Regions from separate parts of the Mus musculus genome. Here region 1 is linked to region 2. Evidence: chromatin loops called from intact Hi-C (ENCODE). Cell type or tissue: left cerebral cortex. All regions are shown on one strand. Region 1 overlaps Pigk (phosphatidylinositol glycan anchor biosynthesis, class K). Region 2 overlaps St6galnac3 (ST6 (alpha-N-acetyl-neuraminyl-2,3-beta-galactosyl-1,3)-N-acetylgalactosaminide alpha-2,6-sialyltransferase 3).

Evidence for each region. A loop is a pair of places that touch in the nucleus more often than their neighbours do. Peaks named below come from ENCODE experiments on the same cell type or tissue, not always from the same donor. Only the 100,000 strongest peaks of a DNase experiment are listed, where the experiment ranks them.
Region 1: a loop joins it to region 2, with 7 times the contacts of the local background. A loop is called at or near these places in 18 of 42 quality-filtered maps.

The regions. Positions count from the first base shown.
Region 1 is chr3:152,782,533-152,785,032 of GRCm38, reverse strand. The region is part of intron 10 of Pigk (phosphatidylinositol glycan anchor biosynthesis, class K); the gene reads right to left. Among named protein-coding and RNA genes, the nearest start is that of Gm40181, 28 kb to the right of the region's middle. In left cerebral cortex, a CTCF peak has its summit at 1,089 (motif pointing left); a DNase peak (open chromatin) is centred at 1,074.
Region 2 is chr3:153,654,219-153,656,718 of GRCm38, reverse strand. The region is part of intron 1 of St6galnac3 (ST6 (alpha-N-acetyl-neuraminyl-2,3-beta-galactosyl-1,3)-N-acetylgalactosaminide alpha-2,6-sialyltransferase 3); the gene reads left to right. Among named protein-coding and RNA genes, the nearest start is that of Gm52633, 60 kb to the right of the region's middle. In left cerebral cortex, a CTCF peak has its summit at 1,406 (motif pointing right); a DNase peak (open chromatin) is centred at 1,471.

The sequences.
Region 1 (2,500 bases), 870 kb after region 2:
CCACACTCATTAGAGGGTGAGGACACAGTACAAACTACAGCTGCTTACGACCACAGCAGCAACCTTGGTTGTACTTTCCCTTCACAGAGGTGGCCCTGACCATGGTCTACTTCTTTAAAACTCACTGACTAGGGTGATGCCGGCCCGAGACTGTTTCTGGCAGAAACACTCTTTTTCTCTGAACTCTCAAAAGGCTGGCTCCTCCTTCCATGCTCCTATCTACCACATCAGTCACCTTTACCACTCATCTCACACCAGCCTGCTGAGCTCCAAGCCTGTCAGAGTCCAGCTGAGTGTCCTGTGTGCCTTCGTCTAGAGTCCACGTACACCTCTTCTCCCACACACCCACAGTCCACAGCTGAGTGTCCTGTGTGCCTTCGTCTAGAGTCCGCGTACACCTCTTCTCCCACACACCCACAGTCCACAGCTGAGTGTCCTGTGTGCCTTCGTCTAGAGTCCGCGTACACCTCTTCTCCCACACACCCACAGTCCACAGCTGAGTGTCCTGTGTGCCTTCGTCTAGAGTCCGCGTACACCTCTTCTCCCACACACCCACAGTCCACAGCTGAGTGTCCTGTGTGCCTTCGTCTAGGGAAGACCATTCTCCCACCTCACTGTGTCTTCAATAGCTGCATTACGGTTCTGTAACTGAGGTGTGTGCCTACTATGTCTTCATGTGTCAACCTACTGTAATGTTAACCAGGATGGTAACAGTTACAAGCTGAAAACTACCCATTCAACAAATGACCAACAAACAAAGGTTTTAAGTCACTAATTTGTGGAATGATTTATTACACATCAAAGCCATGAAATATAAACACTGAGCTGAAAGAAAAGTATTGACTCTTAAAGCCATAATAAAGACTCACACAGACAGACCCACTGTGGCTCCAATTTCAACAGTGGTGTGTACGTACGAAGGCCTGAGGGGACTGACTGGCTGCCCCACCAGGAGCTCTGCTGGGATGGGCGAGGCCTCACGGACACCGCACAGTGTTTATTCCCACTCTCCGGGCTCAGCATGAAGTACCTGGTCCCCTTGCCAGCAGTAGGTAAGGGGACCCATTAGCGACAGTCAGATGCTGCCCCCTGCTGGACAAGGAAACACCTCCCACTTCTGCTTTTGACCCTAGCTAAACTGACAGTGTGGTTAATCTAATTAGATAATTATGGATGACTGTCCTCCACTGGCACTTCCATTTTGATAGAACACTAATTATAATTTTTCCCTACCTTGCATTTCACTTTTATGAGATGAAAATACCTACTGTTAAAGCTTTTATTAATACCACTCTGTTCTCACTGGCCAATCTACAACTCCTGGGCAGGGGTGGGGGAGTAAACTTTCATTTGAAACTGTTATACATATCACAAAGTATATAAATGTATCTGTAATAACTACTGAGAAGAGCTCATGCTTGAAAGAAATATTCTCTTTCACAATCAGCACTCATCAATCATGTGAGTAAAAGAATAGATTTTTTTTCTTTTACTTACAATAGCGATTTAAAAACATAAGACAGGTAAGGATGCCTATAGCATGAGATGTCAGGTAAACAATTATGATAGTTTACAGAGAGGGATAAGGCTTTAAGGGGAAAAAAAAGAATAATGCTAGCTAATATTGTGGTACTGGCACAAAGCCAGAAAGATGGCCATAGAGAACAGAAAAGGCAGCCACCAGCGTGTGGTTAGCTAGGAGTCAAGAGGATGGGGAGCAGGTGGCTGTAACTTAGATACACTCTATTCATGCATGAACTTACCATTACTAAAGTTCACAAATGTCAATGGGTTACAACAATAAAAGCTTATTATACTTCCTTCACCTTTATCTGTGAGAGAAGGGCTCCAAGCCCCCAGCAAACATCTGAGAGCACAGGTAGTACGGAACTCAGTTTTCAATACAAACATTCTTAACACACACTGTGATGTTTAAATGGTGCAGTAAAAGGTTACTAATATTAATAAAATATAATTATTATAGCAACCTCCTACAGTAGATGTTATATGAATGTAAAAGAAAGAATTTACAGATGCTAGAACTCTCTGAAATCAATGGCAAGGAAGTACTGTTTCCACATTCTTAACACTGGATTAGTGTCAAAGTCAGATTTGTTTTAACTCAGCTCTGGAAACACAAAAATACACTCTATAGTTAAAACTTTAAATAAGTTAGATACAAACACAAAGGACAAAGGGGATAAAATGTAGGAAATGCACACAGTAAAAAGATTTATAAGCCCAAATGCAATGAGTGAGAACAAGAGAGCAAAGGTGGAGAACAGAAACAAATTCCTGAAATACCTGCACTTTACAGAGTATATAAATAAACTTAAAAGGAAATCAATAGGAAAATGTAACAGAAGAAGGGATTAGGCTCAGGGGGCTTCCCCCCAAGTCACAAGGCACAGGGCTAATCAATAAAGGAGATGGGGATCAAAGCTCTCACAAATCTATAAAGGGCTAATTCACTTTCTCTGTCATAAAAACAGTATGCAAA
Region 2 (2,500 bases):
AGTCTGTGAGCCATCATGACCCTTTGGGAAAGGGACGTTGGTCTCAGAAAAGTTGTCTAAACGGTGCTTTGGAATTCTCAGAAGGGAGGGCCTGGGTCTTAAGATAACGTACATTCTGCAGACACTGGATGCTACTTCTGCCCTGGAATGGAAAGAATATTTCAGCCTTTTCTTAGAGGTGGTTTCTAGTGTCTCTTTCCTTGGGTCTTCTGTAATTGATATGCCAGGACATCAAGCTTTTTCATTTACCTCTCTGGTTAGTGCAGAGCGATAGTGCATCATTTCTTTTGTGAAAAAGAGAAATGATCCTTTTAAAAAATCGTGTGTACAGGATATGCAGGCATGCTTCTTCTAGGTGTGCGTGTGAAGGTCAGAGGGCAGCTCTTGGGAATTGTTTTTTTCCTTCTGTCGCATGGGTTCCAGGTGTGGATCTCAGGTTATCAAGTCAACTCACTGGCACATAACGCAGCCAACCGCCTTCCTTTAATTTGCATTTCTTCGACTGTCTTTGGGGTTGTCTTCTCTGCTGGCCCTTTGGCTGTCACAGGAATAGCTGAAACTAAGTTGCATCTTCCACATTTCTACCTCTCTAGGGCTTGAAAACACATGGGCTTGCCAGAGAGCGTCTGTGAATTAGAATCACAGCATCCCAAGAGCCTGCACGGGGAAGGGATCCAGCCAGGTGTACTCCACATTCATTTTAATAAAACTTGGGGTGGGGCTCCTCTTGTCTTACCCTGTCGTCACAGAGCACCCTGGTTTTACTGTTGATGCGGCTTCTGTCTCATCACTTACCCGAATAAATAATTTACATGTGAAAACTGGTGGCTTTGTTTGGATTAAAAAAAAATTTGGATTTAAAAAAAAAAATTTGTCTTGTAGTGACCTAGACAGGGCATGGTGAGTCGTGTTCCATGTCCTCTTTGTTCTGTTGTCCTGTTCTGTTGTGTGGGAGGCTGACTTTCAGGAAATATATGTATGCATGCATCCACCCACCACCTATCTGTCTGTCTGTCTGTCTATCTATCTATCTATCTATCTATCTATCTATCTATCTAATCTCTTTGTCCTCCAAAGACGGGGTGGCCCTCAGAAATGAGCAACTCTTTGCCATTTTGGTGTGTTCCGTAAAGACTTTCGACCTGGTGTCAAGAGTCGTTGAGGTCCCGATCAATGTCACTGGGGCAGCAGCTTGTGGTCTTCTGTCAAAGGTGACTGCTCATAAGAAGGGAAACAGAACCTGGACCTGTCTGGCCGAGGATAGATTTGTCCATTTCCCGCTGGAATTTTCTGTACTTACAAGGATGGTTTCCTCTGTCGGGCCACCAAGAATGTGAAGAGGAGAAAACTCCCAACTTAATATCCTTAATAGTCACAGGGTTGCTTGCAGTTCTCAGTCCTTACCACAAGAGGGCACTCTCGTCACTCTTAAAGTCATACTTTTGGTACAAACTGGGATTTTGTTTTAGCACAAGTCCCCAAAGTGGGATGCATTTTAAGAACCATCTCTGCACCCCAGCTCCTGCCGTGAAGGAATTCCAGTAACATAAGGACACTCTCCAGCACACTCGGGCTGAGCATAGCGACGCCTAAAAGTGTTGTAAGTTATGCACGTTTTTGTTTAAGCATCCCCAATGAGAGAAGAGCCTACTCCTGGAGCTCTCCTTGGGCAAGCTGTCCATCCAGCCCGCTCCTTCCACTGCACACACTCCTGGCTTAGAATCCATGGAGAATGCTCCCCTGAGGTATGACAAGAGGTGACCGGAAGGGGAGCAGTACTTTCTTTGTTCTCTGGCGGGGAGATTGAGGGAAGGGGTTGGTGTGAGTCACCTGACAGGAGTTTCCATGTAGTGAGAGTTTAAGTTTACCTGACTGAAGAGCGACAGTTTAGTAAAAACACCTGTGATGGTTTGTATATGCTTGGCCCAGGGAGTGGCACTATTAGGTGTGGTCTTGTTGGAGTAGGTGTGTCACTGTGGGTGTGGGCTTAAGACCTACCTGGCAGTCATTCTTCCACTAGCAGTCTTCAGGTGAAGACGTAGAACTCTCAGCTCCTCCTGCACCATGACTGCCTGGATGCTGCCATGCTCTTGCTTTGCGGATAATGGACTGAACCTCTGAACCTATAAGCCAGCCCCAATTAAATGTTGGTGTTAGAAGAATTGCCTTGGTCATGGTGCCTGTTCACAGCAGTAAAACCCTAACTAAGACAGCACCTATTTGCCTTCAGGGCTTTTGGATCACCTGCTGCTGTTGTGTGGAGGGCTGGTCAGGCATTTGGGAGACCGTTTCTCCGTTGGAGTTTGTCTGAGACCTTTCTCGTGAGTAGATGGGGAAATGGATGTTCGAGAGGAAGACTGTAGGTAGAGCAGGATCGACCTCTGATCGCATCCTATCAGGGTCTCCGCTATCGGTGTGATTTTTCATTTCTGGGATCACCCTTGTCACCTGTCTGAGGACATGTGTGTCCCCCACCCCCTGCAAAGTTCCTGTCTGCCAC